2 separate regions of the Homo sapiens genome follow, and region 1 is linked to region 2. Evidence: chromatin contacts called from ENCODE Hi-C or POLR2A ChIA-PET data. All regions are on one chromosome and are shown on one strand. The core of a region is the stretch at or near the end of the contact, and the rest is flanking DNA. Distances in the headings are between cores, read along the strand shown. Region 1 overlaps NALCN (sodium leak channel, non-selective). Region 2 overlaps NALCN (sodium leak channel, non-selective).

Region 1 (4,298 bases), core at 1,721-4,220, 96 kb before region 2:
ACATGGCTCTCTGGGGAAGAGTGTGCAGGGCATCGGGAACAGCCCTTGCAAAGGCCTTGAGAAGGAAGCATGCCCCATGCTCTCCTCCTCATATGAGGAGGCCAACAGGTCTTGAATGAAGCTATGGAGAAAGAGAAAGGGAATACGATTGGAAAGGTAACAAGGAATGGATCACGTAGAGCCTTCCAGGGCAACGTAATGACCTTGGCTATTCCTTTTAAATGAGATGGAAAGCCCGTGGAGCATTTTGAGTAGAGGCGAGACAAAACTGATCAGGACAACTCTGCTTGCTGGGCAGAGAATAGAATCAAGGGAAGCAATGACAGAAGAGACTGTCCTAAGAGTCCAGGCGAGAGATGGCAGTGGCTTGGACAAAGGTGGTAGCAGTGGAGGTCACAGAAGATGCTGAATATAGTGTTCATGTTTACTTTATGGGATTTACTAAGAGATTGGCTGTGTGTTAAAAGGAAAAGATCATTCTAAAGCTTCTGGCCTCAGTGATTAGATAGACTTGCCATTAACTTCCAGAAGAGCATGTTTGAGGGGAAATATGAGGATCTCGGTTTCATTACATGTTAAGTTCCAGTAATGTGATTAGATTGAAAATGCTATAGCTGGTAGAATTTTTTCACTTTTTATGTCAAAACAGAAAACATGATTGAATAATGAAAACTACACATGCTCAATTTTTTTAAAATTGTTTTCTTTGACACAGTAAAGGATCAATGAGACTTGCTTAATTCTTGTCAAGAATACAAAGTCAACAATGGCTGAGATGAAAATATTTTCCATAAAGTAAAATGATCAAATTTGCAAAAGCTTGGTTACATGATGTGAATTTCACTCAAACCACAAGGCATTACACTAGAGTCTTGCTGAAATTTAAGACAGACTGTCTTAGGAATTATTTGCCAATAGACAAAATGAATATGGGGTGGTTGATGTGCTGAAGTGGCCAATGAGCATGCTTTGATTGACAGATGAGGAAATGTATCCCTACATTTTATCAAACTATGTGGTGTCTGATTTATATCACTGAGGTGGCCATTCATTATGGTCATGAACTGTGAGGTCAAAGCACTTGCAAAAACTTGCCAAAATACTTCCTATTCCAGTACTAAATATTTCTCATATTTGTTTGCCTAGAATAACAAGATGCAGGCTTGGTAGTCCTTTCAAGAATGTGAATTTCTTTGGTATGTCTGAGTTTAGTAATGTTGAATTGTGTGTGTGTGTGTATTATTCTTAAGACTTTGCCTGTATTTTAACATTTTATTTGGTAAAAATAGCATTATTTTGGCAAGATTTTTAAAGCCTTGAAATGGGACAAATTAAAGTATAATGCTTTTTCTTGAGAAATAATTTATTGCTCCATGTTGTTGAATCATACCATTAGTCATGAAACCAAAACCCTATATTTAAAAAGTAACAATCTCATATTCAAAGTATCTCCTTTGAACATTTCAAAGAATCTTAAGCAAATCTTTATGTGACATTAAATTGTACATTTTACCTTGTTATTTTAGATCTATGGGTGGAGTTCATTCTTCGGGCTAAGTGTAGGTATGAAGTGTGAATTTCTGTGTCTTGGTATGCCAGTAACTTAGGGCAAGGTTAGTAGAGTGGCTTTTGTGAGAAAAAAAGAGCTGTTTTATCAGACATCAGTTGGAACTTTGCCTTGTTTTGTTTCCCTGAACCGTCCAATCTGCTTCATATACTTGTGTGAAATCCTAAAATGTCTGTATGTCAATAATTTTTAGTTAGCATATTTTTTCCAAACAGACATCCTTGTGAACATCAGCCGTTTCTGAGAACTGGGCCCACGGACCATAGCTACTTTGAGTCTCAGTCTATGTAATAGTTGGGGTAAAGTAAGCTTTAAAGAGAGAACTCACAACACAATGGCTCAAGCAAGACACAAGTTGATTTCTTTCTGAAGCTGCCATCCTGGGTATGTGGGTATTTGGATGAGCTGGGCCCCATGAAGTCATCCCAAAGTGCAGGCCTCTGTGGCATCTCTGCCAAACTCAACACTTACTCTCCAAGTCTGTCCTTGGCTTCTCTATTTCTAGCTGGTGGAAGGGAAGGGAAAAATGAGTCCAGGGAAGGAGTTTTTGTAGATGGCTTGGGAGTTGCATACATCAGGAAGAACTTTGTCACAAGGCCACAACTCCTTGCAGGAAATTCTAGGAAACATATTCCCTCACTGAGCAGCCATGCGCCCAGGAAGAAGAGAAGAATGAGTCTAGAGTCGCAAGCAGCAATATCTACTACAGGCTTAAATAACCAAAGGACAAAATGCCCAGTCCATTATAAATATATTCCAAAAATGAAGCCATGAAATTTGACTTCATTTATTGAAGTCAAAACAAATTTATTGTTATAAACTAATTTCTCTATTTTATATTTCTCAAATGATTACATTTTTAACACAGAACAAAGCCATAGTTAGAATTTCAGTAATCGTATGGAATATCCAAAAGGTACACCCAATACACCCAAAAGCTAAACCAGAGTCACTGCTAAATTTTATATTGTTCTGATTTACCTAACAGATTAGTGAAAATAATTAAAATCTTGCTGCTTTTTAAATTTTAAATATCGGATTTTGGTTAGAACTCTAAGAATATTTAAAACTATCTTTACCTACTCTTGTTGGACAATCATTTGAGGAGCTAAGAGTGCAGAGAAGGCAGAGAAATGTTCTCCTCAACCCAAGCAAAAGCACAGAAGAACTATTGCTAATCCAAAATGCAGGAAGGAAATTTCACCCCTCCTCCCTTCCCTTTTCTTGGGCTAGTCTGTTTAACTTTAAAAGCAGAATTTTTGCTCTCACAAAGTATACCAGACAGGAATTTGTTCAAATTCCTCAAAACCAAGCCAAGAAAAGTTTCAGAAAGTTCAGACATGCATGGCAGAGTGGAAAGAACATAGTCTGTGGAGGCGAGCACGGATTCATTGGAATGCCGCTCCAGACATCCACTCTGGGTGAACTCAGGGATGTGTTTAGTCTCATTAAGCCACAGTCTTTTCATTTTTAATGTAAGAGTGATAAGAACGACTTGCCAGTGTGTTGGTGGAGAACTGAAATAGAGAAAGGCCTGGTGTGTAACAGGATGTTTCTCTCCATCTGTGTAATCTGTGACAGTCCTAGGAAGTTCAAAGTTATGACTGTTCTGGGTTTGTGGCCAACAGTTGTCTGTGGCTTCCATGGGTTGGAGCTGTCTAATGGGGCCCAGACCACCATCGCTCTGCTCAGAAGCTAATCATACCAAAACATGAGGTTTTTCTCCAAGCGACAAAGAGGGGCTAAGCACCCAAGGATCTCCATAATAGTAGCAGGAAAATGAAGCTGAGACCTTACCCTGACTTAGAAGTTCATAACAATAATGGCCCCAAACAAGATGCTCATGTCTATTGGTTGTGGTTAATAATCATGCAACAACATGAACTTCAAACCCAGCCTATGCTTGGCTCTTCCAGGGACTGAAGGCATCTCAGAGCCCCACCCCTTACCTCAGAAACCGCAGGAAGGAGCCTGGGTTCTCAGAGTCCAAGAAAATGCACCTGATAATAGCACCTGAACTTCCTCCACACAAAGAAAGCCTGATAGGGACAGGGGATTAAGCTTGCATGGAGGGCAGGATCCAACCCACAGTAGCACTTCCTTGCCATGCGACCTTAGCAAATGGCTTAACTCGCTTTCTGTATCAGTAAAATGGTGTTTGTAGTACTAAGGTGTCAGTGAGGATTAAATGAGCCAAGCCTGACCCACAGCAATTCATGACAAGTCTCAGCCACTTTAATGAATGTGATGATATTCTAACGTTTGGGATGCTGAGGTGGAGGACGATGGTGTCCCACCTCCTGCAAATGCCATGTGAACACTGAAGCTACACAAGCAATGGCTCTAAAGTCAAAGCCAGCATCAGGACTGGTATAAAAGAATCACCAGGACAAGGGCAGGGCAGAGGGGAGGCCAAAGCAGCTTTGTCAGTGCCTGCACGGCTGGACCTAGAGGAATTTCTCGACATAGAGGGTAAAACAACCCATTGGCCCACATTTCTGAGGACCGACGTGGGAGAAGGGTCACATGAGGCCATGAAATGGGCATCTGCAGAGGAAATGGAAGCCAGTGTCTGGAGACAAGTGGAGCCATTGAGCTAGCAATGCGTGATAGATACTGTGGGAAGGGATGTGGGGAATGCAGCACCTCTCAAGGGAGGTGGCTGAGTCTGGCAATGAGGGCCTGGGGCATCCTTAGTCAGCAAAGCAGGTCTGCAGCCTCGGGAGCTCTG
Region 2 (4,674 bases), core at 931-3,430:
TTGAGAAGTGTCTGTTCATATCCTTCGCCCACTTTTTGAAGGAGTTGTTTGATTTTTTCTTGTAAATTTAAGTTCTTTGTAGATTCTGGATATTAGCCCTTTGTCAGATGGGTAGATTGTAAAAATTTTCTCTCATTCTGTAGGTTGCCTGTTCACTCTGATGGTAGTTTCTTTTGCTGTGCAGAGGCTCTTTAGCTTAATTAGATCCCATTTGTCTATTTTGGCTCCTGTTGCCATTGCGTTGGGTGTTTTACTCATGAAGTCCTTGCCCATGCCTATATCCTGAATGGTATTGCCTAGATTTTCTTCTAGGGTTTTTATGGTTTTAGGTCTAACATTTAAGTTTTTAATCCATCTTGAATTAATTTTTGTATAAGGTGTAAGGAAGGGATCCAGTTTCAGCTTTCTACATATGGCTAGCCAGTTTTCCCAGCACCATTTATTAAATAGGGAATCCTTTCCCCATTTCTTGTTTTTGTCAGGTTTGTCAAAGATCAGATGGTTGTAGATGTGTGGTATTATTTCTGAGGGCTCTGTTCTATTCCATTGGTCTATATCTCTGTTTTGGTACCAGTACCATGCTGTTTTGGTTACTGTAGCCTTATAGTATAGTTTGAAGTCAGGTAGCGTGATGCCTCCAGCTTTGTTCTTTTGGCTTAGGATTGTCTTGGCAATGCGGGCTCTTTTTTGGTTCCATATGAACTTTAAAGTAGTTTTTTCCAATTCTGTGAAGAAAGTCATTGGTAGCTTGATGGCGATGGCATTGAATCTATAAATTACCTTGGGCAGTATGGCCATTTTCATGGTATTGATCCTTCCTATCAGATGGATAAGACTTCAGATGGATAGACTTTTTAAAATGAGCATGATCTAGGGCAGGCCATCCCAGTGTTTGCCTTTACTGTCCGCAGCCTCACAGTCTTTTGCCTTTGTTTGCATTGAGGATATTGTGTCCTCTTTGAATGTCATAGCCTCAGCTTTACCCTCCCTCAGTCTGCCACACCACTGAAAATCATCTTTCACAAAATATCTGATATACCCATTTATGATGAAGATAAATAAATCATGTTCTTGGTTTTTCATTCATAATTCTATCAACATTCTTTATGCAACACAGCTAGGAAGCATACCGACATGAACAAATGTACTCACTGCCCTCTTTAACTATAGCATTGTCAAGAACCCAAGGAAGGACTGAAACAACTCATCCCATAGTAGAACACATAAGAAAGATCTCAAGTAAGCCAAAGGTGACATATGCTACAATAGATGTACTCAGTTCTAAAGTAATAGCAAAGACATTTGGGAGAGTATTTTAAAATTCTGGGAATTTACTGTGTGCCTAGCACTTCCAAATATCAGCTCATTTAATGAGAGAAAAATATTGCTTCCAGAGAAGGAGGTGTGCAGAGCTTTATAAAGATTTGTCTTTAGGGGTGAATATAATTTCAACAGGTAGAGATTTGGGTCATGGCATTAGATGAAGGCATTCCATATAAGAAAAACCAAATGAGTAAATTAGAGACATGGAGAATCACAGGCATGGAGGGACATATGACCAAAGGATGGCAGTAGCAATGGGAAACCAGACATGGAGGGTCTTCAGTGGTTGGAACTGTGACACAAGGGAGCTTTTGAAGATTTTTACTTTATTTTTTTTAATTTTTTTTTTCTTGGAGAATAGCAGAAGAGCTATTTTGAGGAAAGTTACACTGGAAGAAATGTTATTTCTATGAGGAGGTATTTTCATTGAACAAAATTCATTTTTATTGATGAAAGACAAGAATTTATGATCAGTTGATAAATTTCAGGCATCTTTGGAGATATTTTATATTTTTTTCTGTGAGGCTGTTACTGTGTCAAATCTTTCACAGTTTCATAAAATTGAGTCTCATCTGAAGCTTTAGGCCAGATTGTTATCCATGGTTGAGCATGACTCTGCAATAGAAACTAACAATTTGGCTTATTTTAAAGTGATACCATGAGATATATATATATATATATAGTTTATTGTCATTGTCTCCCCCCCCAAAAAAAACTGTAAAATTAATTTTCATTATTTCCTTTCTACTATAACATTAGGGTTTTTTTTTCCTTGCTCCTGTTGGAATTTATTTTTGTGGTGACTCATCTGTGGCATAATGATGAAATGATAAAATAATATCCTGTGTACTTCCTTTTAGAGGATGAATCACATAAAATTGGCCATCTTTTCCTGCTGTTGTATATTAATATCATTGGTCCACTGAACTGCAATGATCAGAATTATGACTTTCCTTGAATAAAGCATCCTGTTTCCTACCCCTAACCCTAGAAGAGTACTCTTTCAGGGAGAACCTATTTTTGCAGCTCATCTTATTTTGGTAGTTTTTCACCAATCATCTTATTTGCAATTTCCCAACTATTTAATTGCCATCTTACATTAATATTATTTTAATAATCAGACTGTTCCATTGTTCAAATTTTAAAAATAAATGAAAGTCATTAATGAAAAGTATTGTCTCATTCCATTATAATGAGCTTCCTCAAGTATGTTTTCAGTGATGAAAACATGACCGTGTTATTAAATATTTTGTGGATTCTTGCCTACAAAAAGAGGACAGTTCATACATTTGTGTCTGTATGCCTTTTAGCTCTACTGCATAAAGAATGTCGGTGGAATTTTGAACAACAAAACAGGCACATGATTTATGTAGTCTTGCCTACAAAAAATACAGTCTGTAGTGAGACTCTATTGTCAGTCTCTCATGGCTACCCACAATTTCCTATCAATAAAACAGGATAATAATACATAACTTAGAGGATTGGTAGGAAGATTAAAGGAAGTAACAGGTGCAAAGTAGTTAGCACTGCGCCTGCCATGTAAACAGGCACTTAACAAGTAGTAGCAGTTGTCCTTCTTAAATGCATGGAAAGCCCATGTCTTAGCATGGCATGCTGAATTCCTAGCAGCACTGAGGTAGCCCAGCATCCAAGGGTAAATGACTGGAGAATTAATGGAATGGTGGGCACTCAGTTTTCTGTGTTGTATAGAAAGTTTAAAACTTTAAAAATAGTCCCCAATTCCAGTTTAGGAGATTATTTTTAATCAGTCTTTTGCGACTTTCCAGACAAATGCAAAAGGTAAAAAAAAATCATATTACAGAAAAATAAGACAAACCGACAAGTTATTTCCAGACGCGGAAATAGCTTATCATTAACTATTACATATACGGAACTAAACAGAGACCATTCACCCAATGATATGTATATTCATTCTTTCTCTTGGGTATACCCTTCTTGGATGTAACACCCAGAGTCTTAGTGTGCCAGAAGACTAAAATGCCTACTTCTGCAGAGGACTGTCTCTAACATTTTTTCTAGGAATCAATGTTGAAATCTTAATTTCCAGGAAGCATGATGGGATAAAGCATAATGTGTGTACGTGTGTGAGCATGCATCTGGCTGAGCACATGTGCATGCAGATGGGGGTGGGGAAGGAGAGAGGGACCCCCTCTAAGCAAATGGAAGCTAATGGGCTGCATCCTATAATCTTAAATTGTGCAATACAAAAGGAAAAGCAGAGCAGGTGGGACCAGATGCAGAAAGAACCTTAGTAGCTAGTTTAGATGGAGGTCTGCAGTATTGCTGCTGTGGCTTTTGCTGTTGCTTCTTTGTGTTGTTATTTTAGTTTTCAGAATTCCGGAGAAAAAGGCAACAGGCAAAAGATAAAAATCCTGCCTCAATCCAACAGAAATGTACTTGCTAAATTCCTGTGAGAACTCTGCAAAGTTGGCAATAAAGAATGCATATTAATATGAACCACCAAAAAGTGAATTCTGTTAACATTCTAGACAAATGTCACATTTGCTGTCTCTTGGGATAAACCAAGTCATTTCAAGTTGAGTAAAATGAAGTAAAGCCAGTGGGATTATGCAAAGGTACAGCAAATGAAAGGAAAGGCAACACTCTCTTGAAGAGCGAGGGAGAACTTTCCTGTATTACTCACTAGACAAAGATTATTATCTTCATCTTATAGTTGCTGCCAATTCAACAATAAATAAAAAGAAATGTTTATTATATTTGGCCTTGTTCTAACAGAATATAATGTGTCCGGCAATAATTATATCCAGGTCAAATAAATTTAATCAAAATTTAAAGTAATTAAAAATAAAACAAATTAAGATGGAAACAAAAAATGGCACTCCAAAACCTAAAAGGCTCATCATGAGGACACTCATGTTTCCCAGAATCCCGGACCAAGCGTGACTAATTTTTCTAGCAAATATACACTTTGATAGACAAACATGTTTATACAAGTTCTACAGTGATTATGAGGTACCAACTAGTTCCTAGAGAAGCATAATTATTCCTGATCAAGTCCAGAAAGACATTTTTCTGGATGTTATTAATCTTAATGGTTACTATATGTGATTGCTTTTTATGTGTGAGAGTTTACAAGAGCCTTGAAGAAAAATGGAGAGATGGATGGGTATACACAGAGAGAGAGAGGTGCACACACACATAGATATCCACATATATCTAATATAATTCTCAAAACGACTTCATTAAGGAAAATTATGGACGTTATAAAAAAGAAGCAGTGAGGAACAGCACCAGAAATTGATGAGAACCAACAAGAAAACATATAAGGCTACAATAACTAGAAGTGTATGACTTAGGGTTCGCAGACAG

What was found. A loop is a pair of places that touch in the nucleus more often than their neighbours do. ChIA-PET counts read pairs that join two places held with the same protein, here RNA polymerase II (POLR2A). Pooled maps may share reads with other maps.
Region 1: a loop to region 2 is called in a map of ascending aorta, with 1.8 times the contacts of the local background. The contact joins two enhancer-like sites. A Hi-C loop is called at or near these places in 1 of 168 maps with a recorded cell type or tissue (ascending aorta) and 2 of 50 pooled maps. POLR2A ChIA-PET finds 5 or more read pairs at or near these places in 1 of 52 experiments (T-cell).

Annotation. Positions count from the first base shown.
Region 1 is chr13:101,306,168-101,310,465 of GRCh38, reverse strand. All of the region lies in intron 7 of NALCN (sodium leak channel, non-selective), which reads left to right. Among named protein-coding and RNA genes, the nearest start is that of NALCN, 110 kb to the left of the region's middle. Within about 2 kb of position 2,970, at least 2 of the 41 ENCODE cell types and tissues checked have a DNase peak (open chromatin) inside an H3K27ac peak, as active enhancers do.
Region 2 is chr13:101,208,982-101,213,655 of GRCh38, reverse strand. All of the region lies in intron 13 of NALCN (sodium leak channel, non-selective), which reads left to right. Among named protein-coding and RNA genes, the nearest start is that of NALCN, 210 kb to the left of the region's middle. Within about 2 kb of position 2,180, at least 3 of the 41 ENCODE cell types and tissues checked have a DNase peak (open chromatin) inside an H3K27ac peak, as active enhancers do.